2 separate regions of the Homo sapiens genome follow, and region 1 is linked to region 2. The links are chromatin loops, found by intact Hi-C in ENCODE. Cell type or tissue: GM12878. All regions are shown on one strand. Each heading gives the region's core, and the rest is flanking DNA. Links, peaks and the distances in the headings are about the cores only. Region 1 overlaps ZCCHC7 (zinc finger CCHC-type containing 7). Region 2 overlaps ZCCHC7 (zinc finger CCHC-type containing 7).

Region 1 (17,015 bases), core at 5,750-8,249, 84 kb after region 2:
GAAATTTCTCTCATATGCATGAAACATTTCTTTTTATTTTCACGGATACTGTTAAGAATTAGAAATAAGGTAATTATATAAACACATTATTTTAGTATTAAGAAAAAATATTCATCTGTGTTTTCACTGAAGGATTCTAACTATAAAACATAACCTTCAGAATTCTCATCAGCTTCTCTCCTTAAGTCACTGTAAGATAGATACACCTGTAGCAAATAAAGAATAAAGGGAGCCTTGTAGGAATATTATTGAAATTTTAAATAAAAAGAAAAGTGAGATAGAGGATAAAGTGCATTTTATAGTATTTTCCTACAGTTTTGAGTAAATATGAATATCTTATTTCAAATTTAATAATTATTATTAGAAATTATCCTTAATCTACAGAGTCAAAACTACTTAAGAACATTTTAAAAATAAGAGGCTTTCATAACAGTTAACATAAAATCAAATGCATACTACAATTAAAATTACAAAGACTTCCGTTTTCTGGCTGTTCTAAGAAATGTCTTAATAGAAAATTTTATGTCAACATTATGCCATGGGCAATGAGATAATGCTCTCCCTATAAGATACACTTTTTATTTATTTATTTATTTATTTTTGAGACAGAGTCTCTCTCTTGTTGCCCACGCTGGAGTGCAATGGTGTGATCTTGGCTCACTGCAACCTCTGCCTCCCAGGTTCAAGCAATTCTCCTGCCTCAGCCTCCCAAGTAGCTGGGAATACAGGTGTGTGCCACCATGCCCAGCTAATTTTGTATTTTTAGTAGAGATGGGGTTTCACCATGTTGGTCAGGCTGGTCTCGATCACCTGACCTCAAGTGATCCGCCCACCTCGGCCTCCTAAAGTGCTAGGATTACAGGCGTGAGCCACCGCGTATGGCCAAGATAAACATATGTTTTCTAACCATTTAGAGCAAATAAAATTGGAAAGGTATAAATAAAATAATGTCTCACAATAATATAATAAAATTTCTATCAGATGCAAGCAACAACTATTTCCTTTCATGCTCACAAACATTTTTCTGTGGCTCAGAAATATGAACCATATACAGGCAATTCATGTACTTTCTAAGAGACAAGAATGAAAATTACAGAAAATGCTATATGACCTCGTTAGTAAAGAAATAACAGTTCTATTACCTACAGCAAAAGACAGGAGTTTAGGATGTCAGGAACAGTTTAAAGCCTCTATGATCAAGTAATATTCTCTGAGTCACTACTTTGTTAGTTGTGTGGGAGTGTAGCAAAAGGATTATTGCTAATCCTTTAACTGTGAATAATGATTTATTGAACAATTCCTACATAAATTCCAACTGTGACCACAAAATCAACCCCTCATAGGCCAAGATATTTTCCTCTTATATAACAAAATTAAAATGTTTAAAAATATACACACACAATTAAATCAATTACAAATTGATTTATATGTGTGCAGTAAAGGCTTTACAGCTTTTATTTACAGCATTCATTTTTATTTTAATCTTAAACAAGTCTAAGTATGGCCCTTCCACTTAGGTATCAATTAAGAGTGGTAACAAAATTTCAAAATACTTTTTCAAATAGGTGACAGTCATTCAGAGAAATAAAGAAGCAAGACATTAGAATGAAGTTAAGTGCATCTTTTGTCAGTAACGTGTGCTGCTCCCACTGGCCTCATAAACAAGCTGCTCCTTTTTGAATAAAGCAGACCTTCAATTTAAATTTATGGAAAGACTAAAGCAGGAGAGCCTGCACTCACAATTTTAATAACCTATTAAGTTGCGACTTCAGATTCATTTTATAACCACGCTCCTTAGGGAGCTATGCTATCTGGATAAAGATAAAATTTTTTTCCTTTAAAGATAAATAGCATCATTAATCTGCAACATTTCTTTTCTATTATCTTTCGAAATGAGGAGTTATTTTGTTCTGATCTTGAGGTAATTAGCCTTCATTCACTAGCCTGAAAATGTCTGTGTTCTGAAAATTAAAAATGTGTCATTAAGTGGAATTTACCATAATGTCATTTATCTTTATATAGTTCATCAGTGACAGCAATGGGCCTGGGAATCCATCAGCTTTTACCAAGGAAGCATTAAAACAAATTGAAAAACAGAATAATCCCAGACACTCTTTAACACAGTCAAAGCCATTTGGGTAATTAAATAGTGGTATTTAAAGTTTTAATTTAGATTTTTCCCTCTGTTCATCAGTAGTCAAATGAGATGTTCATATTCATAACTGTTTGTAATAAAAGGTTTCATAAAGCAAGCAGAATATCAATGTTATTAAAATTTAATGTAACATAGGGTGAGCTTTAATCTACAAAATAAAGTTTTTATTTTCCTACACCCTGATTTATAAGATTACATCAGAAATATCTCTTTCTTCAACTGTATAGGTTGCAATATTAGTTTCACAAAAACTGATATTCAATACCCAAATAACAAAAAAGTATATGACTTGAAATTGAGCTTCATTATTACCAATGCTGAGGAAGAATAGTATCTCTTCCACCTTTAATTTGTTTTCACTAAACATACTCCTCCAACAATTATTGTACAGAATTATGAGACACAATTATGAAAATAAACTCTGCTTCATAAAACATCAAAGAAAATAAGAATTAAATTAATGTAATAAATAATTCAACTAATAAATAAGAATTAAAATAAAATAAGTATTTTGTGGTGGTAAAGGAGCACAGAGGCATTGTTACTATATAACTAATTCTATCCATATAGTGATGAGAAACAACACGACAGAAACATAGCTCAAAAATCATATTGTTAGTTAAGACATTAAAAATACCCTGAATAGACTTCTAAAAAACACAACATAATGAAAGCAGCTGAAAAAGCTAAACTGTCATAAAAATGTTTCTTAAGTATAATAGCTTCAATGCACAGCTTCATTCAACATAATAAAAACATCCAGTATGTCCCTTTCTATGTATCTAGAAAAACCGAATCTGGGATAATGTTTCCTTAACATAAAAATAATCTAACAACATAAAGATTAACTTAATGCAGCATGGCTCAGTACTAAGTAATTTATATTCTGAACTTACATAGTATACTCAAATGTGTTAATGAGTGTTTCAGTATGATTTTATGTTAAACTACTGGATAACTTAAATTTAAAGCTTTGCCACATAGATATGCAAATTAAGATTTCAGATGTCTTGGGGAACAATCCTAGGAATAAGTGATTCTTTGTAAAATATCTAAAATAGAAATTAATTTTCTTGTCTGATGAATTCTAACACACAAATACACACACACACACACACATACACACCATTGAGCGAATCTCATACCAAATATTGGTTAAGGACCTAAAAACTTAGAAAAAGCTATCTATCATCTCCGATTCCCAACTAGCTTTTCAATGTTGTTGATTTACTCTGCACTGAGCCAGGGAAATGGAAATATGCAATATTAAATAAGTATATGATTTTATCATCCATTTCTTTAAAACAATGTGCAAGATAATAAATCAGAAATTTTTATAATCAAAACACTTTAGAAACAATCAATTTTACAATAAGGAAAGGAAAGGCACTCTCAGGAGGTGAAAACTTGGCATATTGGTACTAGTCAACAACAGCACAAGTAGGATTAGAATTCATGTATCCAGGCTATTCTTATACCATCTGCCTTGCAGATCAATGAATCTAAAACATTTACTCAATATTTATGCATTTACTAAGTATGAATCATCAGATAAATAGACATTACTAACAATAAAAAGCATATTCTGAATTTGACACCTTGTTAAAAGTTTTCAGACAGTATTAGGATCCCTGTATCAATAAAGCAACTAACAAGGGTTCTGTTGCTGCCTTGAATGATCTGCTTTTGAAATTTTAACTAATATTTCTTAAAATAACATATTTACCAATATAATTTCTAAGTCTGTCTTTATTCATCCTGTGGAACTACAGGTTTTCTGTTATATTGTCATTTTAGCTAAAACTATTTGCTTGCCCCCTTTAAACAAGGAAATAACACTATCCAGGTCAGGTTGAGCAGTAATTACATTATCTTCAAAATTGTGTGGAGGAAGGACCTTTTGGTCAAATACAACTTTCAAAAAAAGTTGAAGCTCAAATAATTTGTGGTTATCCTCATTAATCCTTCTTGGTACTAAACATTACTAAACCAATTTTATTGGTAAATAAAAATTCAGCAGAAAAGTATACATGTATTTGCAATATTGTTTAAAATGGTTTTAAAAAACAGAAAACAGTTGAATATCTAAGCGAAGAGTTCAGTAAATTCCGAACATCCACTCTGTCTATTCTATAGAATATAATTACAGCTATTAAAAAGTCAAGCCCTCTATCAACCAGGGAAACTTACATAGTAAAAGTGAAAAAGGTATGTCTCAGAGAAGTCTGTAAAAAAAACAATGACCCCAAAACTACTGTGCATGTGTTCTTTGGACAAGCATGGAGAAAGATATAGAAGGATTCAGAAGGTGTATACACTGATATATTGTTGATGTACAGGTAGAGAAGCTGTTAACACTGTGTTTAGGGGTCAAGGAAGCAAGAAGAGGAAGAAAAGTATTAACATTTTCTTAATTAATCCTGAGAGAGAAGCAATTCATCCAACAAGGTGAACGATCTGTTCGATGGGGACTCTGAAGTAAGGCTGGGCTGCCTTAAGCTGATACCAGAGCCTTAGAGTTCCACTGTTGGCAGAATTATTTGCTAAGATCTAATTTTCAGTTCATCTCAATGATTCAGATAGCCAACTAAAAAGAAAAGAAAGAGAAAGAGAAAAAGAAAGCAAGCTATTTCACAATTACACCCTTAAGAAAAGCAATTTTTTTTAAAGATCTGCTCTTTTCTAAAGTAGAAAAAGTCTTTATTTTCCCACTCCAAAAATTTTTTTAAAGGAATCATTAGGATAATGGCTGACTAAATCAGTATGCCTGTACAAACAAATTAAAATATTTCTAAGTAAAATTTTTTTTTTAGGTATGGTAGAAGATTGGCTCAGGGTTTCTCAATCTTGGTACTACTGACATTTTGGGCCACAAAAACATTTATTTAGTGGCAGGATGTTTAGCAACAACTCTGGCCTCTACCCACTGAATGCCAGTAGTGCCTCCTCCGCCTCCCCAGCTGCCACTAGGTTGTAACAATCAAAAATGTCTCCAGACATTATCAAAATGATCCTGGGAGGTAAAATCATCCCCAGTGATTTTGCCAAAGATTTTCTTTTTTTTTTTTTTTTTTTTTTTTTTTTTTTTTTTTTTTGAGACGGAGTCTCGCTCTGTCACCCAGGCTGGAGTGCAGTGGCGCCATCTCGGCTCACTGCAAGCTCCGCCTCCGGGTTCATGCCATTCTGTCGCCTCAGCCTCCCAAGTAGCTGGGACTACAGGCGCCTGCCACTACACTCGGCTAATTTTTTGTATTTTTAGTAGAGATGGGGTTTCACCGTGTTAGCCAGGATGGTCTCGATCTCCTGACCTCGTGATCCGCCCACATTGGCCTCCCAAAGTGCTGTGATTACAGGCGTGAGCCACCGCGCCCGGCCCTAGCCACAGATTTTCTAAGCGAAATGACTTAATGTTTTACACTAGCAACAGTCCTTTGCAGACTGCTGAGCAACATTTCCATATTAATATTCTACAGTGAAAAATGTTAAAGATAAAATAATATCACATAATTAACATCCTATTACTAAGACATGAAAACTGAAGCTTTAAAAGTATCCAGAAATGAGAACTATCATTACAAAACATACTACTTATCTGCATTATAAATAAAAAAAAATCTCTAGTGTGAATCAAAGCACTGTGAGAGAACTCAGTATTTGATGATAAAGATGGAAGAAAAATAATATGTATAATGTAATCTATCTTGGCTGCATATACAGCTTATGTTATTAAAAAACCAAAACCAAAACCAAAACCCCAAAACAAACAAACCAAAAAACCCTACAAGTAAAACCATATGTATGCTGAATCACTCTCTCCCACTAAACTTAAACTTCACACCTTCATTGAAAAAATTATGACCCAATTCAAGACTTTACATTTCTAACATTTGTAAAAATCTGTCTTTCTCCATCGTTCATACAATGTCATAAGGTAACAAAACATATATTAATCCCTAAACGTTTTGATCATGCGAAACACTTAATTCCCAGCTTACTGGAAATTCTTTAGAAATAAAAATAAAATGTTTAAAACTGTCACACTGTTCCAGCTAACCAGCAAAACTCACTATATGAATGATCAACTGGAGACATTAGCATTCCTGGCAGAAGGAACTACACAGAAAAGTAAAGCCACAAGAAAATGTTTAAGTATAAGGCCCTAGGGAGTATGTGTACAGGAGAAAGAGGCAGAGACAGACTGAAAGACATAGAGACTAATCATCTGACCAGACAAATGGAGTGACTTTCAAACCTCTTTTAGTTATAGAGCCCTATTTTAAAGAAACCAAAATATGCAAAAGAGATTAAAGCCTAAAGGTTGAGGATAGAAATCTGGTGACTTGACCCCTACCTTTCCAAGGGAATGCCTAAGAGGCTTCAAAAAAAACCTGTTTAGAAACCAGTGGAATAGGGTAGAGAAAATCTGTGAGGGGACTAAGAAATAAGATTTTAAAAAGTAGGTTGGGGCATATTATGAATTGCCTTAGATGCTGGTTAAATAGTTATATTTAGTAGATATCAGGGAGCCATTGCAGATGTCAAAATGGGAGGGAAATGAATGATGTAATGCACACAAGAAACAAATGAAATAAACCTTGTTCATTATTATACACTACTCCTGAAAAATCTTGGTGTTTTCTACATAATCTTATTTATCACATGAAAAAGATCAGTAATATAAGATAGGATGAACAGTATGAGGGCTAAATATAGTTTAGTGAAAGGATACATTTTAATATTATAAATACTAAATGTTCATAGATGTGGTTATTTCTCACTGAAAAAGTACAGCCTCTTCTATGAGTCTCTTGAAGGTCCACGGCTGCAAATGCAGACTTTTAGATGTCATTCTCCGTGTCAAGTGGCAGCCAGCAGTCACACCAACTGTCAGTTTGACAAGTCCTCTCTTAGCATTCAGGGATAAAGTGCACATACACAACACCCTTCCTGACAAAAAAGAAGCCAGGGAGATGAGAGCCAGCCACTAGAGGGAAGACAATCAAGCTGGCAGGAAAGGACTGGCTATGACAATAAACCAGAGAGCCAAGAAAGGGTGAAAGAAAGCTTGCTCACTCTGAAGCCAAAAAATAAAAAAATAAAAATAAATAAAAAAACAGGAAGAAGAAACAGAAAAAGAAAGAAACCTAATCCTATATCATGGGGTCAAATGAAGAGAAAAAAAAACTGTCCTTGGTGGATTCAAAGAGAAACCAATAATCCAGAAAGGCTTCTGACTTCATGTATTACTATCTGCCCAAGTAATCTGCCCACAAATAATCTTTAGCATGAACATGTCCACTCCAGTAACTTATTCTCTCCAGAACACACCCCTACCTAACTACTCCACACTTCTCCAGAGTCCTAATGCTGCTATATGCCCACTGATTTCCCTTATAAACACAAATATTTATCCAGTTTATTCAGTCATGCATTCAAGAAGTATTTGAGTACTGTTTCTAGGCCCTGGGGATGCAGAAATGAAACAAAAAGGGTTCTTCTTTAACAGGTAGAGTGAAACCATTAAATACATATATACACACATGTGTATACATACATATGCATATAAAACATTAAGAAAAGGGGGAGAGAAAATGAAAAGGGTAGACAAAGATGTTATTTTATACAGGTGAGGGGAATTCTCTCTGATGATATTTGAGCAAGATTGAAAAAATTGAGGAAGACAGCCATGTAAATATTGAGGTTGGAAAGCATACACAACAGAGGGCACGATACCTGCAAAAGCTCTAAGACAGGAATATACTTGGAACTTTAAAAAAAAAATGGCCAGGCGTGGTGGCTCATGCCTGTAATCCCAGCACTGTGGGAGGCCGAGGTGGGCAGATCACAAGGTCAGGAGATCGAGACCATCCTGGCTAACACGGTGAAACCCCGTCTCTACTAAAAATACAAAAAGTTAGCCAGGCGTGGTTGTGGGCGCCTGTAGTCCCAGCTACTCGGGAGACTGAGGCAGGCAAATGGCGTGAACCTGGGAGGTGGAGCTTGCAGTGAGCTGAGGTCGCACCACTACACTCCAGCCTGGGCAACAGAGTGAGACTCCATCTCAAAAAAAAAAAATTGCGGTTGTATTTTATTATGCCAGCCCCAGTAAAAACAGAAAAGAATAAAGTTATTAATATTTTTTAAAATTTTTTAAAAAGAAGTCAATGTGGCTGAAGCAGAGCATTGATAGGTGATAGTATTAGGAGATAAGATCAGAAAGATAAAGAACCATATCATATATAGCCTTTTTTGCCATGAAATGAATGAGCTGTGTGCAAAGAAATGACATTGTCTGATTTATGTGTTAAAAGGACCTCTCTAGCTGCTTGGTGGAAAAATGAAGAACAAAAATCTAGACACCACTCCAACAGTTCAAACTATGATAATGGTGAATTGGAACAAAGTGATGGCAGAGTAGATGGGTAAGAAGTAACCAGGTTCTGATTCTAAGTATATTTCAAAGGCTTAAAGTGACAAGTTTTGCTGCTGGTGTGGACATGAGATGTAAGTACCAGAAAGCAGCTCAGGATTACTAGAGATGCTGCCAGCCCATAATCATCACTCAATATGATCTGTTACACATTACCTATTCTCATTTCACCTCATTCAACACTGCCATTTCTAAACTTGCTCTCACCCTTCTTTTTGCTGAAGCAGCACTCCTGCCTATTAAAGCTAGAAGTGAGAAAGGGTTGGTGAAGGCAATCTAGTAGACTGTGTTTCAGAAGCTTTAATAGGCCGGGAGTGGTGGCTCACGTCTGTGATCCTAACACTTTGGGAGGCCGAGGCAGGTGGATCAATTGAGCTCAGGAGTTCAAGACCAGCCTGGGCAACAATGGTGAAACCCCATCTGTACTAAAAATACAAAAATTAGCCGCGTGTGGTGGTGCACGCCTGTAATCTCAGCTATTCGAGGGGATGAGGTGGGAGGATCACCTGAGCCCAGGAGGTCGAGGATGTGTGATCATGCCACTGCACTCCAGCCTGGGTGACAGAGTAAGACCTTGTCTGAAAACAAACAAACAAAAGCAGAAGCCGTAACAAAAAATACACTGGAGAAACCAGGAGCACCAAATCATTCATTTAAAAAACTGATGTGAACACCACTAACACAGAAAGGAGGGCCAGAGTACAGGAGGGCCTACTAATTTACTTAACAAAAACTTAAAACTATTCACTAAACCTCGGTCATAAAAAGTGATAAAACGATGAACATAAATATCAAAAATAAAACTTATTAATTTGAAAAAAAATGCTGGCAATGATTAAACAGATAGGAAATCACACCAGAGAAATAGAAATTATTTTTTTAAAGCAATGGAAAATTTAGAAGTAGAAAATATAGTATCTGAAATATTTTTAAAAATCACTGAATGGGCTAAATAGCAGATTGGATATGACAGAAGGAAAAGTTAGTAGGCATGAACATAGATCAGTAAAAATTATCCGATCCGACAAACAGAAAATCGATTTTTTTTTTGTTTTAAACAGAGCATCATAAACTGTAGGACACAGCAACGGATTACCACATGTATTACAGGAATACAAGAATGACCAGAAGGAAAAAATGAAGCAAGAAAAAAGTTTTAGTCTTGAACACAAGGCAAAAAAAAAAAAAAAAAAACTCTGGAGAAATAATAAATAAAAGTTTGATCTCCAACCAGGAAAAATACAAAAAATGTACAACCAGGCACATCACAAACTACTAGAAAGTTTAAATACAGAAATAATCTTGAAAGAAGGCAGAGAAAAATGACACATTAACGTATAGAAAAAAAATGACTACTGACATCATAAAAAATAATAAATGCCAGAACACAGTAGAAATACACATTGCAAGTGCTAAAAAAAGCTTTCAAATGAGATTATATGCTCCAAATATATCATTTAAGAATGAAAGCAAAATTACACTTTCAGTTATGATGGAGTAACAAGGACTACATATACTTCAACTCTAAACAATAAGAAGACACAACTGTATTCATTCATTCATTTAGAGACAGAGTCTGGCTTTGTCATCCAGGCTGGAGTACAGTGGTAAGATCATAGCTCACTGTAGCCTCAAACTCCTGGGTTCAAGCGATCCTCCCTTCTCAGCCTCTCCAGTAGCTGGGACTACGGTTGCACACCACCATGACCAACGATTTTTTTTTTTTTTGGAGAGACTACAGTTTCACTAAGTTATCCAGGCTGATATCAAACTCCTAGCCTCAAGAGATCCCCCTGCCTCTGCCTGAAACACTTTTAGACACACAGACATGGCAGAATAGTGATCCTGGAGAGAAAGGAAATAGGTAAGTTGAATCTTACATTGAGAAGGTTTCCTGGCCACCTTGTAAGGGAGGAGGTAGTCAAACCAGACCCCATCTACGTAATTGAGTGTCAAGGACAGATCACAGAATGTACACAGGTCAAAGTCGCTGCAATTTCCAGAGAAAAATACCAGAGAAACTGGCCACATAGAAAGCTAGGCCCAGCATCGTGGCTCACACCTGTAACCTCAACACTTTAGGAAGCTGAGGCAAGTGGATCGCTTGAGCCCGGGAGTTTGAGACCAGCCTGGGCAACATGGGCAAAACCCATCTCTACAAAAAATGCAAAAATTAGCTGGATGTGGTGGTACATACTTGTAGTCCCAGCTACTCGGGGGGCTGAGGTGGGAGGATTGCTTGAGTCCAGCAGGTTGCGCTGAGCCAAGATCGCGCCACCACACTCCAGCCTGGGCAACAGAGGGAGACCCTGCCAAAACGAAGCGGGAAAGGTGAAGGCGGGAGGGAAGAGGAATGAGAGAGAAGTGGGGAGGAGGAGGGAGAGGGAGAGGGGGAAGGGGGAAGGGAGGGAGAAAGCCGGGAGGGGAAGAGAGGGAGGGGAAAGAAAGCTGAAGATTGGTTTCATCAATTTTCTGGCTTAGTACTATTCTCTTGTGTGGGGATGGAAGGAACTACTTGAAATCAGGGAAAGAACCCTCCTACATGCTTTCCACACAAAACCTACCTTTTAGACATATATCTGTTAAAAATAAAAGAACTAAAAAATGGCAGAAAAGATAGCAAGAGTGGCTGCCTATATTAATATTAGAAAAAGCAGATTTTAGAACAAATGACGTTGTCAGGAATAAAGAGAAACATTTAATAATGACTAAGGGGTCAATTCACCAAAATATCATAATACTCCTAAGAATAGGGCTTCAAAATGTACAAATTAGGAACTGACTAAGCGGAAAGAAAAAAAAAAAAACTCCAACAAATCCACAATTGTACAAATGCATGATTTCAACTTTCCTCACCAAATAAAAAAAGTGGAGCTGGCTGGGCAAGGTGGCTGATGCCTGTAATCCCAGCACTTTGGGAAGCCAAGGCAGGTGGATCACAAGGTCAGGAGTTCGAGATCAGCCTGACCAACATGGTGAAACCCCATCTCTACTAAAAATACAAAAAATTAACCAGGTGTGGTCGCATGTGCCTGTAATTCCAGCTACTCAGGAGGCTGAGGCAGGAGAATTGCTTGAACCTGAGAGGTGGAGGTTGCAGTGAGCTGAGATTGTGCCTCTGCATTGCAACCTGGGCGACTGAGCGAGACTCCGTCTCAAAAAAAGTGGAGCTTACAAAGTACCCATCAACAGAGCCAAGATGACATAAACCATGACACATCTAAGCTGTGAAATATTATGTAGTCACTTTAAAGTGTATTAAAGTATACTAGTTGTTTTTCAGGTGGGACACTCTCATTTTCTAGTAAGGGAGGAACCTGATAATGTTCTCCAGGCCTTTTAGAAAAGAGTTGTTCTTTTGGCCACATACACGTGAAGCTACAAGAAAGGTGATACTGCAGACATCAAGGGAATAGGTACTGTTCAAAAAGGAACACCTCACAAATGTTACCATGGCAAACCTGGAAGAGTCTACAATGTTACCCTGCACGCTGTTGGCATTGTTGTAAACAAACCAGTTAAGGGCAAGATTCTTGCCAAGAGAATTAACCTGCATACTGTGCAGGTGCTAAAGCACACTTAAGATGGGGTTAAACTTTTCCTGTTGTCATGAACCCGCTCCCACAATAACTGCATTAATCCATTCATGAGGGCAGAGCCCTCATGACCCAAACATATCTTAAAGATCCCACCTCCCAACATCTCCATATTGGGGATCAAATTTCTAACACATGACCTTTGGGGGACACATTCAAACCATAGCAGACATGTTAAGTGCTTTGCCCATGATCAAACAGCAAAATCCAAAGTCAGCCTAACTGAAAAGCCCATGCTTAGTTCAGAAAATTATTTTATCTCAGAAAAAAACTACTTTAAAATTCATATGAAGCCAAAAAAAGAGCCCACATAACCAAGACAATCCTAAGCAAAAAGAACAAAGCTGGAGGCATCATGCTACCTAACTTCAAACTATACTACAAGGCTACAGTAACCAAAACAGCATGGTACTGGTACCAAAACAGACATATAGACCAGTGGAACAGAATAGTGACCTCAGAAATAAGACCACACATCTACAACCATCTGATCTTTGACAAACCTGACAAAAACAAGCAATGGGGAAAGGATTCCCTATCTAATAAATGGTGCTGGGAAAACTGTCTAGCCATATACAGAAAACCGAAATTGGACCCCTTCTTTACACTTCATACAAAAATTAACTCAAGATGGATTAAAGACTTAAATGTAAAACACAAAACCATAAAAACCCTAGAAGAAAATCTAGGTGATACCATTCAAGACATAGGCATGGGCAAAGATTTTATGATGAAATCGCCAAAAGCAATTGCAACAAAAGCTAAAAGTGACATATGGGATCTAATTAAAGTAAAGAGCTTCTGCAGAGCAAAAGAAACTATCATCAGAGTGAACAGACAACCTACAGAATGGGAGAAAATTTTTGCAATCTACCCATCTGACAAAGGTCTAATATCCAGAATTTACAAAGAACTTAAACAAATTTACAAGAAAAAAACAAACAACCCCATCAAAAAGTGGGCAAAGAATATGAACAGACACTTATCAAAAGACGACATTTACACGGCTGACAAACATGAAAATAAGCTCAACATCACTGATCATCAGAGAAATGCAAATCAAAACCACAATGAGGTACCATCTCATGCCAGTCAGAATGGCGATTATTAAAAAGTCAAGAAACAACAAATGCTGGCGAGGCTATGGAGAAATACAAATGCTTTTATATTGCTAGTGGGAGCGTAAATTAGTTCAACCATTGTTGAAGACAGTGTGGCAATTACTCAAGGATCTAGAACCAGCAATACCATTTGACCCAGCAATTCCATTACTCGGTATATACCCAACGGAATATAAATCACTGTGTTATAAACATGCAGGCACACATATGTTTACTGCAACACTATTCACAATACAAAAGACATGGAACCAACCCAAATGTCCATTAATGATAGACTGGATAAAGAAAATGTGGTACATATACACCATGGAATACTATGCAGCCACAAAAAGGAATGAGATCATGTCCTCTGCAGGAACATGGATGAAGCTGGAAGCCATCATCCTCAGTAAACTAACACAGGAACACAGAAAACCAAACACCACATGTTCTCATGCATAAGTGGGAGTTGAATAACGAGAACACATAAACACAGGGCGGGGAACAACACACACTGGGCAGGGGCAAGGGGAGAGAGAGCATCAGGACAAACAGCTAATGCATGTGGGGCTTAAAACCTAGATGACAGGTTGATAGGTGCAGGAAACCACCATGGCACACGTATACCTATGTAACAAACCTACACATTCTGTACATGTATCCTGGTACTTAAAGTAAAAAAAAAATTTTTTAAAGAAAAATATTTTCTCTCAAAAGAAACTGTTGCGTACCTGGATTACCTCATTTAAACAAACCAAAATGCCTTTGAGAAAATTATTATTAGCCCTATTTTACAAATGAGGAAATCTGTAAAGTTCAGTAAGGTTATATAGCTTCCCCAATGTCACAGAAACCAAAGCAGATATGGGACTAGATTTGGGTCCATCGACTCAGAATCTCATTTGTTCAAGATACCACCCTGCACTTCCTAGTTGCCCCCTGTAGTTTCTGTGGGTTTAACAAAAGCAAGGGCTATACAAAGAACTGTTTTGCTTCTTTTGTAAAACTTTGGCTGAAATAGTTGTCAATAACTTACATTACTCAGTATTTTGTTCATAAGATTCCAGAAGCCAAATTTTCTCTTAGATTCTAGTGCCAAAACAAGTTACTTTCCTAAAAATAAATCATATTCAACCATTTGTTCACTTGTGCTAAAAACTGTGATGGAGACAAACGTGGATCCATATGGTTTCTACTCTAAAGTAGTTTATAAGGGCCGGGCGTGATGGCTTACGCCTATAATCCCAGCACTGTGGAAGGCCAAGGCAGGAGGATCGCTTGAGTCCAGGAGTTCAAGATCAGCCTGGGCAACATAGTAAAACCCCATCTCTACAAAAAAATTTAAAAATTAGCTGGGCATGGTGGCTCACAACTGAGTCCTAGCTACTGGGGAGACTGAGGCAGGAGGATCACTTGAGCCCAAGAGGTGGAGGTTACAGTAAGCTCCACCTGGGCAACAGAGCAAGACCCTGCCTCTAAAAACAAACAAAAAAGTTTACAGAGATAATACATGTGTATTTAAATAGCCATGATTTAAGGTTAAAAGTAATGTGCTTCTCTTTAATTAAACAAACAATTAAAACAAACAATTCATTATGTTTCCCTTTGGTTTTAACTGCCAAAGCTGAGAGCTAAATTTAATATCTAAATACAATAATCATTTTACCTCAGGTTCCTAGAAGAGGTAACCTCACTTGACTGTTTACCCTTTAACTTTATCTTCAGCTGTCCTACTATTGTACATGCATGTTATCCCAATCTATCTCAAATCCTTTTGTGGAAGCAGACAAGGTACATAATAGAAACAAACAAATAAAAAGGTCTGGATTGATAATACAAACTGAATCCAAAGAATGTAAACTTTTTTATTGCACACTGTGCTATCTTTATTTTTATGCATTATATCAGAGACATTCTGAGTTGCTTAGAGGATCAAATAAGTCAGTATGCTAAATGTACTCTAAAAAATGGGATTCAAGAAACACTTGTGAATAGAAGCTCTATTTCTACTCTCTATTTTCCATAGACATTATACAAGCTCTTAAAACCCACATTGGATTTACATTTAGGATGCGTAAGTTGAGAAAATGGGGTATGGCTGGATAAGTGGTGTCTTCAAAGCCCAGTGCAATGCAGATAATATGAGTTTTGTATAGCTTCTTTGTTTCTATAGCTTTGGGGGAGGTGGTAAAGAGCACTAGATTAACAAAAGTGGTGGCTTAGAAGCCCTACCATTACTCTGCCCTTTTCACATCCTGTGCATGGTAATTTGCTAGTGCCTCTGCAATGGTATCTGCCACATCTTTAAGTGCCCTAGGATGCATGTCATTGGGCCCTGCTATTTAAACATATTCACTTCTTAAAGTAACTCTGGACCACTGGATTCTCCAGTCAGATTTTGCTTCCCATTCAGATTTTCTACACAAAAAGTGATCTTGTGTTTTTGATGAACACAAATAAAATAGCATAGAAAACCTTTAAAATATATTATTACTTTCCTCCTCAATAAAGCTCTAATATTTTTGTTTTCTAATACTTGCAATAAAACAGCTCCTTAGCCGTACAAGCAGGATCTGTTCTTCAGATATGGAAAACCAGAATATTATAATATGCTGACAATAAAGGAAGAAAAGAATGAGAAGGTGGAAGGGCACATATACATATTACTTTTTGTCTCTTTTTCTCTTTGATCCTTTTCTTCTCACTTCAAGTCAAGGAATGGCTAGGAAGCCACTGTAATACAAAAATAATATGGCATTAAAAAGACAATGGATTGAACTGGCCCTTTTCAATCACTAACAAGCTGTAAGACCTGAACAAGTAAATCTCTCTGGATCGTTTTTTAACCTATAAAATAAATAAATTAAACTAGACTCTCACTAATATCTTCTTCATTTAAAAAATTCAATGAATTCAAAACAAAAGTTACAAGAGCATGCAATGATACCCTTGTCTCCCATAGCCCCTGTTACACAGGAGAGTTTCTACCCATTAGTGCTCTCCCTCCACTGTCCTTCCCTCACACTCAAAATTAAAATTCCTATTCACAATCTGATTAAGTCACACAAAGTGTGATGAAGACTTAACATTACAGAACATTTTCATTTTAAAAAAGACCAGTTAAAACACATGCATTTCTAATGAACAGTAGGTATGAGTCACAGGGGAAGGGAAGAAAAGATAAGCATCTTTAAGCAGAGAGCCTTTCAATGGTTCATATTTCTGGTCTACTCCTGTTCCTCAATTACACTTCCAACTCTATTTTCCACAAAGCATAATTTACAGACAGCTATAAACACCCTCAAATTTCTTATTTGACTCTTCACTCTCTTTTTATGAATTGGCTCCCGCTTCTACCCTCACCACCAAGGCTTCTAGGAGGCAGAAAAGCCAGTATTGCAGGACTCAACAGTTGCACATCAGCCATACTTTCCCCATTTTAGGACTTTAATAAACACACATACATAAAATCACTGGAAGAAAAATGGAAAAAGAAAGCACATGGAGTTGGACATGATGGTGATGGAGAACAGCTGGGATTATAGCTTTTTAAGATTTGTTATGGGTAAGGAATATGAGGAAAACAATGAAAAGTCATAAATGAAGGGGAAAACTTGGTGTCAGCTCTAATTAAAGCAACAGGAAACATGGAAATTAAGCACAAAATGAGGCCTGAATACAGCCAAGAGCTTATGTTTTGTTTTCGGGTTTGTTTTTATTTTTTAATGATACAC
Region 2 (17,015 bases), core at 6,516-9,015:
AACCCTCTCACACCTCCAGGAGGATCCACAGGAGGGAGATGACTGACACTGGGCACTGAGACATAACAAAAAAATTGTGTAAATGAGATCTTTCTGTCCTTTGACTCCCTAAGCTACCCCCTCTTGTTAAGTTGGTATATAGCCCCTTACTTCTTGTTTTTTTTGGAGACAGGGTCTTGCTCTGTTGCCAAGACTGGAGTACAGTGGTACCATTTTGGCTCACTGCAACCTCCGCCTCCCAGGCTTAAGCAATCCTCCCACATCAGCCTCCTGAGTAGCTGGGACTACAGGAACTTGCCACCACGCTAGGCTAATTTTTATAATTTTTTTGGTAGAGACAGGGTTTCACCATGTCACCCAGGCTGGTCTCAAACTCCTGAGCTCAAGAGATCCACCCACTTCAGCCTCCCAAAGTGCTGGCATCTGTGGTGTGCCACAGCAAGAGGCATAACCCCTTACTTCTATAACCCTCTAAACTCTTCTTCAGAGTTACTGATATTGAGTGCTCCTTCAAGTGTGAATAAACCTTATCTTTTCTCCAGTTAACCTGTCCAGTATCAGTTAACTTGCAGGCCCACAATTTGAACTCAGCTTGGTAGAGGAAAAGTATTTCTACCAAATATGAGTATTAACTGTGTCCACTAGCTTTGCATTCTACATGACTTTCATTATAACAATAAAAAAATTAGACTCTGAATAATATCTCACTAATAGGGTTAGGTTCTTAGCACTGTATTTTATAACATCAAAAACAGCAAAATAAAAGAAAAAAAAGGAGGCCAAATATCCAGAAACCACTGATTAATCTAAAAATACAACTGTAAAAACCTAGTGGGGGAAATAATCTCCCACATTTTCTTGTATCAGCTATTTTCTTTTCTTTCCACTGTCCTTTCACAAACGTGCAAATGGCTGCTATTCCTTTGGTCCACCCATGGCCAAGGGGGAAGGGACCTATGACTAATGCAGAAACTAAAGTGTTGACAAAAGGACTGAAAGATCTTTTTCTCCCTTTAAAGCTAAGATTTCCTCTGTCCTCCTACCTTACTACTTTCCTCTATCTCAAAAACACAAATCAAGCTTGACTTGTTTCTTTGAAAGGCTTTTGAAGAGACATGAAGTAATCTACATTTTCCCAGGCCTACCAGGAGTAAGTGTCTAGAGATATATTTTTAAATAAAAAACTTTTCTAAGAAAACCATGAGGCTGCTTTACAAAAAGACCAATCCACAGGTATGCAGAGATGCTGTGCTGATGATTATTTTCTTTGTAACATTTGGAGGCTGTATCCATGTACTGAGAGTGAAGAATACATTAAATAGCAGCAGCTTCTATTCCTTCATCAACCATCCATGCTATTATTCTTTCATTCAAAGGATCCATGTATGAAGCATGCTTTGCTACAACTTTCAAAGCTGCTTTTTGTATCTCAATGTCTTTCATCATTAAAATTCAAAATGACCACTTGAAATTATGTTAACTATAAGACTGACTTAAAATTGTTCTTAAAAAATGAAATATAAAACCAATGAAATGCAAAATGGCAACTGTTACCACTCTCCAAATTTACACATAAACAGAAAACAGTAAAAAAGGAAGGTTTGAAGGAGGGAGATCGACTCTATTCAGATTGTTTTAACAATCCTGTGGGATTCAAAAATATTCTTGTGTACAGTTGTCCCTCAGTATATATGAGGGATTGGTTCCAAGACTACCCTGGTAGAACCAAATCCTTGCACACTCAAGTTCCCGTCAGCCCTGTGGAACCTGCACATATAAAAAGTTGGCCCTCTATATACGTGGGTTTCACAGCCTATGAAAACTGTATTTTCAATCCATTTTTGGTTGAGAAAAAGCTGCTTATAGGCAGACCTATGAAGTTCGAACCCGTGTTGTTTAAGGGTCAACTGTACTAACAACTCCTCAAAAAGTTATAGCATATTCATATTCTTACTATAGAAAATTCATCAACAAGTATACAAACTAAGTTTCAACAATAGATCAAGTCAGTATTTCTCAAGTGGTATATGAAGCAAAGACATCACCAGGAACACATAAGGCAATTCTTGTCCCTGCCATGGCTCCAAGGTTCCAGTTTTGATTTGAACCTAGTAATGACAGCAGCTTCCTGCCCTTGATCTTTACCTATTGTGTCTAAACTCAAAATCTCACCCCAAGGAAAGCTTTGTCTAGGGCAACTCCTCAGAACTTCCACAAACAGCAAATTCTCCAACTTGTTAAATTCTGGGTATGGTACTTGATAGAAATCTGGCTTCTAGAGTTAACTGTGCCGCTAATTTGCTGTGTGGTGTTGGGCAGGATACTTAAGATCTCTGGGTCTGTATGACAATGGGTTAGAATAAATGGCATCCATGGTGGCACCTTCTAGTACTGAATTTCTGATTCTAATTTTCTCTCATTACTGGAATTATATACATTGTCACGTTGTGTAATTTACCTGAATTAAATCTTCCAGACCTTTGCAACTAGCACAAGGTAATTCGCCTTAAAGAGGACTTTCCATACGGCCCAGGAACACTCATCTTCCATGTGTCCACCACCCAATGCCATAGAATGTTAAATGGGACTGCCCTGAATTGTAAAATTAAGACTGCCCTAAGAATGCCTGTCATCAACCCATAGCTGCTTTTATAGGGTTGTTCTTGCTGATAACTGGGATTGTGATTCTGTTCAAATTTCAGAGCCGTGATCAAAGCAGTAGCTGGTAATTCTTTCTTTGTATGAAATCAACTCCGTTTAACAAACATCTATTGGAAGATTAAATGAGCAAGGTGCTAGAGGGTAAAGAAAGATGTAAAGAGCTTATAGCCTTAGTAGAGGACAAGGTGACAAACGAAAGGAGAAAGAAAGAGTAAGAGAAGGCCAAACAAATGCTATGGTAAATTCAGAAGAATGGATAATACCTCAATTTTAGGGAGAGAAGGAAAAAAGTTACAGAAGGCAGGGCCGTAAAGGAAACTAATGAGGTGTAACTTACATGTAATAAAATGTACCTATGTAAAAATACAGTAGGATTCAATTTGGCAAATGTATACACCTGGGTAATCACTATAAAAATCAAATGTAGAACATTTCCATCATCCCAAAATGTTACTTTGTGCACATGTGCAGTCAATCCCCCACCTGAGGCAACCACTGATTTGCCTTCTCTCACGATAGATTTGTTTTGCCCCTTCCAGGACCTCACATATATGGAATTATACGTTATGTACTATTTTGTGTCTGTCTCATTTCCTCCTGAATATTTTTAAGATTCATCCCTGTTGTTGGGTATTAGCAATTTGTTCATTTTTTTATAATCAAGCAGTATTCCATTGTATGGATATAACAATTTGTTTAGCTATTCATCTGGTGATGATATTGATATAGTTTGAATATATGTCCTGGCCGAATCTCATGTTGAATTGTAATCCCCAATGTTGGAGGTTGGGCCTGGTCAGAGGTGACTAGGTCATGGGGGTGACCCATAACCTACAGTCTATTTTTTTACACTTTGCCCCCATTTGTGGAACTATTCTGCTATCTTTATTACACATACAGACAATTACTGCATAGTAGTTATGAGAAACATCTTTATATGTGCATGGTGATCCAGGGCTATAAATTGCTTTAAACATCATTTAGTCTTCAAAGCAACCCTGTCCATTATGCTTACACTAATGTTCACTTTTTTATGTGTGTGCTTTCCAACATAGGGCAAAAAAGGGCGACTTGTATTTTGTTGGAGATGCAGTGGTAATTTAGCTATTTACTGATATCAGACTGCATTCACATTTCAAACGTTCTGGGGAAGAATATGGGCTGGATTTCTGAAAGATAGAAGCTAGTTCACCCCAAGCTTTAGTTATACTTAGTCTGCTTACATTTGGCTGTGTTAGAAGAGCTGAAGATCGTCATTCCTTTACTAAGAGAGTAGCTACAGATAATTACAGAGCTGGTTATCATGACCTTTAGGGACAATCTGACAGAAGGTAGTAGCTAGTAAAATGTATTTCCAAAGATCACCAAAGATTATTGAGACAGAGGGCTCAGTTCAGCATATCCAGTTGGTTATCTACACCGCAGGTGCCAGAGACTAAGAATCATTTCCTCAGCCTAATTTCCATATAGCTCCTTCTTATAAGGAAGCCATAGATGCCTTACATTTTCCAGATATCCTAATTTGTTACATCTAAAATTGTAAAACTCATTATTATATTTCACCAAAAGGTAGGTATGTATGATTCAGCATACAATGAACTAGAATTTAATATTCCACAAATCAATGGTGAATTTGCCACTAATGGTGATTTAAGAATGTAAATGCAACTTTCCTTAAAAAGTTTCCATTTAATAGTGTCAAGTTAATTTTCAATAAATATTTACTGAATCTCTCTCATGTAAAAGACATTTTTGGAGACAGAAAGATGTCTTAGACATGGTGCTTGCCCTCAAAGAATTTACCATATAGTAGAATAATATGTGCTATCTAATGCTACCTAAAAAGCATGACTGTGTTAAATAAATAACCATGATAATTGAATTTTTAACAATAGAAGGCTAATTTAATTAACAACAAGCTTTTAAAAAGGACAAAAAGTATATATTATTTGGGAAAATGAGCTATTTAAAAAGCAATACTGAATTCTGCCTATAACAAATTAATTTATGATGATTACATCACTAAAACAGTCTCCTATATGTAAGATAGCTTCTAAAACAAGTGTGGGCCAGATGCAGTGGCTGACTCCTGCAATTCCAATACTTTGGGAGGCCAAGGTGGGAGGACTGTTTGAGCCTAGCTTAGGTAACATAGTGAGACCTCATCTCTACGAAACACACACACACACACACACACACACACACACACACACACACACACAAACTAGCCAGGTATGGTGGTGCATGCCTATAGTCCCAGCTAATATGGAGGCTGAGGTGGGAGGAGGGCTTGAGCCCTGGAGGTTGAGGCTGCAGTAAGCCAACATGGTGCCACTGCCGCCACTGCGTGCCAGCAGCCTGGATGACAGCGCATGACAACCTTCGCGATAAATAAATAAAGTAAGTAAGTAAAACTAAGTGTGTAGGTCTGTTAGCAACTGTTCTATCCCCAAATAATCTGTGTGCCTATACATTATAGACTGTGAGCTCATGGTTAGAGATTCGGAAAAAAAAAAAAAGAAACAATAGCTGGTATATACCTGTAATCCTTAAGGAACCAAAACTTTGGACTTTCTCAATATCTATTCCTGTACTTGCATCATGAAACCAAAACTCTCCCTGATCTGAGATGGCATTCTTTCAATGCTCTAAAACATAGTGAAATGTTAAGGAAAAAAAAGAAAAAAGGAAAAGTAGAAAAGGTTGTAAATAACTCTCCCACCAGTTAACTTAAGTATTTGGGCAGTTATACCATAAAAGTAATAGCATAAAACTTATTGTCCACACCTTCTTTTTATACATCTTTTTTACATTTGTAATATTTTAAAACAAAAGGTCATGTCTGTAATGTGCTTTTCCAGTTCTGTACTTTTGTTCATGGCATTCCCTTGATCTCCAACACTGTCTACCTTTTGCCCAATTTTCCACCCAACCCAGTACAATTTTCATGATTGCAAACTTTGAATATCTTTTAAGGCTCAGCTCCTCAAAATCAATGTATTTAGGCTGGTGCAAAAGTAATTGTGGTTTATGCCTTTGAAAGTAATGGCAAAAACCACAACTACTTTTGCACCAACCTAAAGTAAATAGATAATATTCAGCAGTTTTCTCACTTGACCTCTAGGAGGCATTTACAATTCTCTTGGCTGATAGAACAAAATGCTTTCCTATCTCTTGTCCCCCTTTGTGGTTTCCTCTTCACTAGTTACTTGGTATACTCCATACTTTACCCATTTTCTTCTACAACTTTTCTCCCAGATTATGTCATATATGCCCATAGTGAGAACTACCAAATTTGCTTCTCTAGCCATGTCTTTTCTTGGATGTCTCACAGGTATTTCAAACTCATATTCACTAAAATGGAATTATTTTCTCTTCCTTAAAGATACAAAAACAAAACCCCTACTTTCCTTCCTTGTATGTCTTCTATCTCAATGACTTGCACCATAGTCTGTTTTCCAAACCAGAAAGCTCAACTCAGGTTCTCTCTCACTTTTCATATCAAATACTATAAATAGGGTATCCAAAATAGCCTCAATGCCACGATTTTAGCTCAGGACCACTTAATATCTTACCCAGATTATGAAATATCTTCTGACTATTTCTATTATCACACACTGCTTTTCATTCCACTGCTACTTAAGTAATTTCTAAAATATAAATGTGAATACATTCTGCCCTGAATGGTCCCTTGCTGCCTACAGGATACACATAAAATTCCTTTGTATACTATACAATGTGCCTTTCATGATTTGGCCTTTACTTTCATGATTTGGCCTTTACTTGTTTCTCTTGCTTCATTTTCCTGGTCCCAATGTTCCAGCTATGCCTAATAATTTCCCCAGTTTCCTGTTGTTCTCTGCAGCTATGCCTATACATTTATTCTGTGGAACACCTGAATTCACCCCCAATTCATCCACTTGGAATTGGGATATGGCCATCAAGTCCCTACTCACCTCCACTGAAGTCTTATCTGGTACCCCTTCAAAAGCAGTGATGATCACTCACAACTTTGTAATATCTGGACTTAACTGTGTAATTTCTATCTTTATATCTTCCAAACATCAAAGCATGATTGCTTAGTTACCATAGGTATTCATATTTACTGAATTAATTAATTAAATAACATTTCTATCTCCTTTGAATTCCCTCTAGTAGTAGAAGTAAATTCTCCTTCAGTCATAGTCTGAAAGCATCTTATCTATATTTTCAAGGATCCTGGGCACTTTTAAACTCTGTATTAAGGGCTATGTCAATAAATATTTTATTTCCCTCTCTATATCAAAGTGCTCTATGGACTGAGACCATATCTATTTTATCTATCCAGTTATCAGAATAACTTGAATACTATGAATAATATCAGAAAATAAAATTGAAAAGAAAAAGCAAAAAAGGAAACATTCATATGGACAACTGTATGAATAAGTACTGTTCTGAATTGGGGCACATAAGCCAGTAAATAATTTAATGAACTATCATTATATAATAAAAATTCAGTAAGACAGTTCTCTTTGTTTAGGGAAAAAACTTACAATTTCTGTAATAACCAGTTCTTAAGAATTAAAATGGACTTCAAAAAACAACCCTGCCATTACTGAAATAACACTGTGGTAGAAACAGAATCCACATGAAATAAGATAATTGCATGTTTATAGATAATCATGCTTGTACCTAACCAGTGTTTATGGATTAAAGACCACACAGACAAAGCTGCCAGATATTTATGTCATATCCTTTCCTGAGCCTAACTCCACTACACCAGATAAACCCCTTGGGATCTTTCTCACTTCTAATAAGCAACTGAAACAGCCACAGATGAAGTTACTATTCCCAACTTCATCAGCAGCATCTGTTTTCAACGGAAACTTTTGAAATACACACAATGCCACATTCAAATCCCCTGAGGGCTAAGCCACTTTATTCACTTACATTCTTCTGAAACTGCTCCCTTTTTCTGTCTTGGTTTTCTCAAATTTATACTTTTCAATTATAACATTGGTCACAAAACTGTTTTAGTCATTAAAATTTTTCACTGTATAAGTGGCAATAGTTTAAATAAAACACATTTTAATAGCAGAATTTGCAAGTAAAGCATCAAAATGTTCATCTTATTTTAAATCATATTAAATTTACCAGAAACAATTTTTTATTTTTAACATGTGTGTAAAAGAAATGGGGATTTCTTTTTTTAGAGGTAGAGGAGGAAGAAGAAAGAGGAAATAAATACAGGTGCTTAGCAGAGGGTCATATAGAGCTTTCGCTAAGTTATTAGTCATATTAAGGCCTTTGTCTATGGAGAGAGAGAGAGAAGGCCTCATCTCCCATTACCTCTGTCCCAAACGTTCAGTCAGTGAACCACCTGGCTTACAAAATATTTATTCAGAAATTTAAAATGACCCTCAAATCATACTAAGAAACAAGAAAGAAAGGGAAAATGTATCAACAGAAACAGTCAATATAACAAGATTATGGAAGTTGTTTTTTCTTCCTTTAAATATACTGACTATGGATGCCTGTTCCCCACCTCCAACTGTCCACAAAAGGCAAAAAGAAAATATACCATATGTATATTTACAATATCTGTAAAATGACAAGCATAAATAAAACCCATTTAAATCTAATCAAGAAGCTACTTTTAAAAAGGTTTCTAGGGAAGATTTAAAGGCTGTATAAAAGTTTCTATCTATCTGCTGATAGCTAGCAATCTGGAAGCTACATTCTTTCAGTTATCCTATTATTTCTTTTAACATTTCCTTGTCTACTTCCTGACTCCTTTTTTTCTCCAGTGTCTGGTTCTCTGCTTACTTGTTCCTTGGTGAAACAAATCCAGAACAATTTGCTTTTTTCCTATAATTTTTTTTAGGTCAGATTTGCTTCACATCTTCCTCCAGACCTTAGATCAAACATGTTCAGGCTCACACTTCAAACTGTTTACAGGATATATCACAAATGTTTATATTACATTCATTGCAAGCTATAACATATCCAAAGCACAACCTACCATTCCAACTCCACTTGAAATGGGCATAAATACCTTCTCCCCTATTGTTATGAGTGCCTCAAAACAGGTTTGTTTGCATCTTAACCTAATATTTCACTCCCATTGTCCAATCAGAATAGGTCTTAAAATTCCACATTATATTCCTTTAAAATGTCTTTCCAAGCCAGTACTTTGGTTCCCCCTTCCAGTCATTACAGTTGTTCATCACCTGAGATCTAAGACTGTTTTCCCTGTGCCTTCAATTTCATTTGATACATACCAGCGAGATTCTCTCTAAATCCAGTTTCATATTTTACTATTAATTTTTATCAAAGCAATACACATGGTTTTTAAAAACTCTAAAAATACTAAAATACCATGTAAGAAACAATACCAGTTCTCTCCTCCTTATGCCAGCTCCCATTCCCAAGAGGCAACCACTTACACCTCTTGCTATTTCTTTTGGTATTTACTTGAATATTTCTAAATCATGTTCATTCTGTTTTTTTTTAATGGATTTATCTATCTAATTTCTAAATTCATAATAAAAGAGGATTTAATTATCTTATAACACCCTATCTGAATTTCTTCTCCCTCCATCCTCAGGTTAAATTTATATTCAATTTATATAATGACTATGTAGTGAATGAAGTACATTATTTTTCTTCTTACACAACATTTTAATTTTTCTGAATTTAATAGCAGTTTAGTTGTTTCATTTACTTGGCCTAAAAAGTCTACCTACTACCCTACCAGCCACCAGTACTTCATCTCTCCAAGTTTAGTCATCTTCACATCTCTAGTGCCTTTTCATTATATTCCTGCTCCTTTATACTAGGAAAAATAGTTTTCACCATTCACTATCTGGGTCCAATGGGACCTTTTAATAAACTAAGTCATTTCATAATTTATAGAAGAATAAAGAGATAATGAAAAATAATTTTATAAGACATTTTAATGAGACTATAAAGACAGCAAACGCATATTATTCCATAAACATACCTGAAATATGCAACATGTGGAATGCAACTACTCATCAATTATCATGCATGAACCTAGATTACATCTGTTTAAAAATACTCATATCAGATTTTAAATATATTTCTTCTTTGCTTAATAACTGTAAAACATGGCCAGGCGCAGTGGCTCACGCCTGTAATCCCAGCAGTTTGGGAGGCCAAGGCAGGCGGATCACCTGAGGTCGGGAGTTCGAGACCAGCCTGACCAACATGGAGAAACCACGTCTCTACTAAAAATACAAAATTAGCCGGGTATGGTGGCACATGCCTGTAATCCTAGCTACTCGGGAGGCTGAGGCAGGAGAATCACTGGAACCCAGGAGGTGAAGGTTGCGGTGAGCCAAGATTGCACCATTGCACTCCAGCCTGGGCAACAAGAGAAAACTCCATCTCAAAAAGCAAAATTCCATCTCAAAAAAACAAAAACAAAAACAAAAAAACTGTAAAACATTTTCACTTTTAGATTCATAAGCAACAATCAGAATGATCAATTGAAAAAAAATTTTTCATTTCTATATCATCTATTTCCTTCTAATCGCCCCTGCATATATACCTGTCTACAGCATTTGCCCATTTGATAGAAACCAGATGAAGTAAATTTAGATGCACAAATATCATAAAATATAAAAAAAATCACATGTCCTTATCAAAGCAGGATGATTCAGATTCCTGTCATATATTGTGTGATGAACAATGTTCTGTTGAATGAGTAACTATGAGAATACTCTGCTTTTTTTTTTTACACAGAAATACATCATTCACTTATCAGTTCTTGAGTTTTAGAAAAAACATCTACCAATATCCACTGAAAAATCGTAGTCTGAGAATTACTTAAAAGATGAAGTTCATTACATCATTAGGTTCTAGTACCTAGACTACGTGTTTCTTTGCATTCATCTTCTGATTCATCTAAAAATTGTGAAAACATGTTTTGTCAATTTCCTATTTGCCATTTTGTGTGGAAAATATAAAATTGTGAATTCTCAGCCTTGTTCAATGAAAGTGAAAGAAGATTATAAAGACAGTGTGTCTCCAGACTTCTACTGCACATTCTTGAAAGATAATGCAATACTTTAGGCAGCACAATAATAAAAGTGAAGGATGATGTAACAGTGATGATTCATGTCACTCCTGCATTATCCTTCTAGGCAATTTCATCATTCTTCTGTTTTTTTAAAAAATTAATAATTTAGTCTTTTTCAGTACAACTGGAAATAATGAATAAGTAATGATAAAATTATTCCTAGGATGATGAAACAGTATAGTTTTTCAAGATATGGCAGGAGGCCATGAAGTATCTTAGATTTATAAAAGGGTCCAATGTACCCACACAGTAATTCTGAAACAGAATTAGTTTTATTGTGAAGAAAAGTAAAACTCTTCTCTAGTCTTTGGAAGACGTTTAAGAAAGAATCAAAGTATGTACTATCAATTCCTTTTTTTTGGAGACAGAGTCTCACTCTGTCGCTCTGGCTGGAGTACAACAGCCCCATCTCAACTCACTGCAACCTCCATCCGCCTCCCGGGTGCAAACAATCCTCCCATCTCAGCCCTCCAAGTAGCTGGTACTACTGCGACATGCCACCACACTTGGCTAACTTTAGTATTTTTTGTACAGATGGGGATTTGCTACGTTGCCCAGGCTGGTCTTGAACTCCTGGGCTTAAGTGATTCACCCGCCTTGGTCTCCAAAAGTGCTGGGATTACAGGCATGAGCCACTGCACCTGGCCTCAATTCTTACAAATAGTTAGAAACACTCAAAATAAAAAAAAATTTTCAAACTAAAATTGGGTCCAATAAACCTGACGGTATATTCAGGGTTAAACTAAACATTACAATTATTCCCAATATTTACCATTCGTTTATTATTCAACAAATATTAACTCAGTTACTATCATTTGCAAGCACTATTCTAGATGCTTGGGATATACATATCAATGAACAAAATAGACATTGCTTTCCTTGATAGAACTTATCGTCTAGTGGGAAAGTGAAACAATTAAAAACCAAACATATTAAATATGTAAATGATGTACATTAGAGAGGCATAAGAGCTTTGGAAAAAAGAAAAAGTAGAGCAGGGTAATGGAAATTGGGTACGGGTTATAATTTTACATAGGGTAGACAGAATACCCTTCACTGACATTTAAGCAACAACTTAAAGGAGATGGAAGAATTAGCCATGTACTTCTGCGGTAAGAGCATTCTAGGCAGTAGGCACAGCCAAAGCAAAGTTCTTAAGGCAAAAATATTCCTGATGTGTTTAAGGAACCGGAGACAGGCCAGTATGGCTAGAGTGCAGAAAATGAAGGGAATGTGAAGATAAGAGTACAGAGGTATTAGTTTATGAAGGGCTTTGTAGGCCATTATAAGGATTTTGACTTTTACTCTGAGTGAAACAAAAACTCGTAAGAGTAATATGATTTGACTTATAACTCAAAGAATCACTCCACTGAGAAGAAAAAATAGATGGGAAGGGCAAGTATAGAAGCAAGGAGATCAGTTAGAATGTTACTGCAATAATTCAGTCCAAAAAAGATAGTACCTCTGACCAGGGTGGAGTAGTGGGTATGCTGAGAAGTAGAGGAATTCTGAATATAATCTGGAGGTAAAGCTAATAAGATTTGTTGAAGAACTGGATATGAAAGTAAAAGAGGCCAGGCGTGGTGACTCATGCCTGTAATCCCAGCACTTTGGGAGGCCGAGGCGGGCAGATCACGAAGTCAGTAGTTCGAGACCAGCCGGGCCAACATGGTGAAACACTGTCTCTACTAAAAATACAAAAAATTAGCCAGGTGTGGTGGCAGGCGCCTGTAATCCCAGCTACTTGGGAGGCTGATGCAGGAGAATTGCTTGAACCCGGGAGGCAGAGGTTGCAGTGACCCGAGACCACACCACTGCACTCCAGCCTGGGCGACAGAGCGAGACTCCACCTCAGAAAAAAAAAAAAAAAGTAAAAGAAGAACACAGTAAAAGATGACTACCAGGTTTTTGGCCTCAGCAACTAAAATGATAATTACTGCAACTAAAAAATGCAGAGGAACATGTTTTGAGGGAAAGATGAATTTAGTTTGGACAGGCTGGATTAGCAATAGTATTAAAATATTCAAATGAAGATGTGGAGTATGCCATTGGATACTGGATTATGAGTCTTAAGTTTCAGAGACAGATCTGAACCGGAAATAAAATTTGTCAATTATGGCATGGAGATGGTATTTAGAACAGGACTGGGTGAGAGTACCAAGGGTTTGAGTGTAGAGAAAGGATAGAACATGAGCAAGAATTTAGGAGTAACCAGTGAGGTGAGAGGAAACTTGGTGGGGGAATAGGTCAGTGCCCCGTAACCAACTAAACACAATGTATCTATCAAAGAAGAGGTGTTATCGATTATGGTAAATGCCACCAATAGGGCAGGTAAGAAAAAGACTGAGAACTGACCCTTGAATTTATTAGGAAAGTCACTGGTGATCCTATTAAGAGAAGTTTGGATGGAATGGTGATGCAAAAACCTGGCTGGATTAAAAAGAGAACTGAAGGAGAGAATTCAGGGGCAGTAAATATAGACAAATGTTTGATGATTTTGACCACAAAAGAAATATTCATTCACCATAATGTGGTACCCTATCTCCTTAAAAGTTCTACCTTCTATTATGGCAAGACATGACTTGGTATAGAAGGAAGAATTTGTATATTAGATGGATAACAAGCCCCCAAAGCTACTTGGGTTTCAATTTAGCTCCAGAAAAAAAAAAAAATCTATCTACCTATAAAAAAATCTATCTATCTATCTATATAGATAGATAGATAGATTTTTTTTTTTTTTTGAGACAAGGTCTCACAATGTCACCCAGGCTGGAGTGTAGTGGTGCAATCATGCCTCATTGCAGGCTCAACCTCCTGGGCTCAAGCAATCCTCCCACCTCAGCCTCCCGAGTAGCTGGGACCACAGGTGTGTACCACCATGCTTGGCTAATTTTTTATATTTTTGTGTTATATGGGGTTTTGCTATGATGCCCAGGCTGGTCTCAAATTTTTGGGCTCAAGCCATCCACCTACCTCAGCCTTCCAAACTGCTTGGATTACAGGCATGAGCCACTGCACCCAGCCTCTAGACAGAATATTGACAGAAGGTCTTTAAGTCCAAATGGTTAAATGTTTTTTTTTTTTAACCATTTAAACTCACACTGTGTTGACTTTCATTTCTAATACATATAATATGTCCTGATAAAAACCAGAATACTTTTATGGAGCAAAAAAGCTGTAAAAACAAGAAAAACCTTCACATTTGTTACATATTTAAAAAAAATTTAACACCATTGATCAAATGTAATTAGGACTAGCTACATAAATGTACCTATAATAAGTATATAATAGTAATTAGGACTAGCTACATAAAATGCAAAAAAGGTACTTTTTTGTGTGTAAAAACACATAAATATGTATACACACAGAGAAATAAAACAGTTAAACAGTTTCTACCTGTTTTTGTGTACTTCCTTTTCAGATATTGCTTGCTTAGAGTCTTGGCCTCTGTTACCGTCTAACTTGAATTCATAAAACTCAATGGCTCATGGTTTTCAAAGCTTAGGCCAACGTTTGCAGAACAAAGTCGCTTTGTTATTATAGGTACCAATGTACCTATAATAAGTATTACTGATTTGAAGTTGAGATTGCCAGAAAGGAAGCAAGAAGGCACGAGGGATTGGAAATTATTACATACAACTTTATGTTAAAAGGAAAACAACTTTTAAAAAACCTCATCCTAGTTGACTGTATACTTTTGTACAAATGCTCATCCTGATTTTTGAAGAAATTGATTTTAATGTATGACACCTCAAAGAAAATATGTATAATACAAAAAGAATGTTCAAATCCCCACTAACAGACTTTTCTAGAGAAAGAAAATCATGGCTGGGCATGGTGGCTCATGCCTGTAGTCCTAGCTACTTGGGAGGCTGAGGCAGTAGGACTGCTAGAGCCCGGGAGGCAGAGGTTGCAGTGGGCAGTAATTACACCACTGCACTTCAGCCTGGATGAAAGAGAGAGGCTCTGTTTCAACAACAGCAGAGAGGAAGGAAGGGAGGGAGGGAGGGAGGGAGGGAAGGAGGGGGGAGGGAGGGAGGGAGGGAGGGGGGAGGGGGAGGGAGGGAGGGAAGGGGGGAGGGAGGGAGGGAGGTGGGAGGGGAGGGAGGGAGGGAAGGGGGAGGGGGAGGGAGGGAGGGAAGGGGGAGGGGGGGAGGGAGGGAGGGAAGGGGGAGGGAGGGACCGAGGGAAGCAGGGAGGGAGGGCGGGAACGGGGGGGAGGGAGGGAGGGAAAAAGAGAATCAAGATTAAATTAATAAAAAAAGAATATAGGACATAAAAACAGCTAATACATATAAAGAGCTTATTCTGTGCCAGGTACTAAGTTAAACATTTATGTATTTTTCTTTTCTTTCCTTCTTTCTTTTTTTTTGAGACAGGGTCTCACTCATTTGCCTAGGCTGGAGTGTAGTGGTGTGATCTTGGCTCACTGCAGCCTCAGACTCCCGGACTCAAGCAAATTCTTGTGCCTTGGCCTCCCGAGTAGCTGAGAATTCAAGCACACCTAGCTAATTTTTGTGTTTTTAGTAGAGATGGGGTTCCACCATGTTGCCCAGGCTGGTCTCAAGCTCCTGATTTCAAGTGATCCACCCTGGCCTCCCAAAGTGCTGGAATTATAGGCATAAGCCACTATGCCCAGCCTGTATTTCTAATTTAACTCTCATAACAATCTTATAAAGGTAGGTATTACAATTTTATTTCACAGATGAGAACAGGTGAGGTTTATGAATTCATAAAAATATGAATAATAATTGATTTAATACCAAAAATCTTCTCAGTGGCAGACTAGAGGGCTCAAACCCATGTTTACATCCAAACCATGCTCTTAACCAATATGCTATATAATCTCCCTAAATTATTTTATTAATAGTGTTCTGACTTTCTCTAATAATAAAATTACTGGTACTCATTTCAACAATTTCATTTCATCATGTACCACATGACAATTACTAATGGGAAAACATGTTTAAAATTGCATCTTTCTACTTTTAACATAGGACTATATTCTGATATGGATATGAATGATGGTATCTGAAGTTATACTAGTCTTCTATGTAGAGAGAAACTTGACTGAGATTTTACAAAAATAATGCCCCAAGTTTCTACTTGTGGTTAACTTTTATTATATAATTACACCAGGATGTAAGGAGACAGGAACCAGTTCCATCTTCCTCTCTGTTGTATCTCTATCACCTGTGTGGTGTTTGTCACATAGTAAGTGCTCAAAAAATACTGCTTAATGAATAAATTTTGAAGAAACAAGTGATTTTCCTAAACATATGCCAATTTAAAAAAATCTTTAATAGTCAATTGTCATCTGTCTGAGTCACTGGTTAACTCTTCTATTTATATAAGCAGCAACTAGTAAGTATTGATTGATTTATAGCTTGATCAACTAGCAGGATAAATATAAATTTGATTTTTTCAAAATTATATTCCAAAACAACAATATAGCCTATTATAGGCCAAATGGAATACTTAGACCCATTCCCCAAAAGCCTGCTCCTAAGGTGTGTTGCTAGCAACCTATTTACAGTACAACCAATATAGAAAAATAAGAGACGAAGAAGAATAGAACAAAAGACAAGAAAATGTCAGGAAATGGTAGAAGAAAATGAGAAAGAGAAATAATTTCGAAAATACCATCTCAAGATAAAAGAGAGGCAGTTTATAAAGAAACACCAGGTATGAATAAAAACCTAGGTTCTTCCAAGACATATTGAGTAATTATGTATTAAACATTTTCTCTTTCTCTCAGCTTCAATTTCTCATTTGTGAACATAAATATAGCCCTACATCATCTCTAAGATAAATTTTTCCATAGAAACCAACTCAAATGGCATCTGCTTCCTCAAACTTCTCAAACAAAAATCCAAGCGCTGGATATCTGGACAATTTTCTCTATTAATTCTATTGTCTTTCAAAACATCAAAATCTCTATATAAATAAATGAAACGCTCCCCTCCAATCTCCTTAAGCCACCCATGCTAGAAAGAATGAAACACTTAAGAAACTTTTTATAACAAAACTTCTAATAAAAAAGGAAATTAAAAAAATTAAAGCCTAAATTTGTACATAGAAATATGAATCAGCAACATATGTGAAACATTTGTTAGAAATGTAAATAGTTCATGCCTCCTGGGAATACATACTAACCTACACTCCAGAAACAGACTGACTATTTATAATCCCAATGCAGTATGCACTATTGAGGCCTACAGGGAAGGTTTAAAGCTGGATTTTTCAACAAGGCTCACAAGTCCTGAGGTTA

Evidence for each region. Peaks named below come from ENCODE experiments on the same cell type or tissue, not always from the same donor. Only the 100,000 strongest peaks of a DNase experiment are listed, where the experiment ranks them.
Region 1: a loop joins it to region 2, with 2.4 times the contacts of the local background. A loop is called at or near these places in 5 of 110 quality-filtered maps.

The regions. Positions count from the first base shown.
Region 1 is chr9:37,200,262-37,217,276 of GRCh38, reverse strand. The region is part of intron 2 of ZCCHC7 (zinc finger CCHC-type containing 7); the gene reads right to left. Among named protein-coding and RNA genes, the nearest start is that of ZCCHC7, 88 kb to the right of the region's middle. RefSeq lists an enhancer at 2,723-3,922 and a silencer at 6,911-7,205. In GM12878, for the core only: a CTCF peak has its summit at 7,126 (motif pointing right); no DNase peak of the experiment used is centred there; H3K27ac peaks cover 2,132 bases.
Region 2 is chr9:37,284,750-37,301,764 of GRCh38, reverse strand. The region is part of intron 2 of ZCCHC7 (zinc finger CCHC-type containing 7); the gene reads right to left. Among named protein-coding and RNA genes, the nearest start is that of LINC01627, 100 kb to the left of the region's middle. In GM12878, for the core only: no CTCF peak of the experiment used is centred there; DNase peaks (open chromatin) are centred at 7,504 and 7,933; H3K4me3 peaks cover 340 bases; H3K27ac peaks cover 2,500 bases.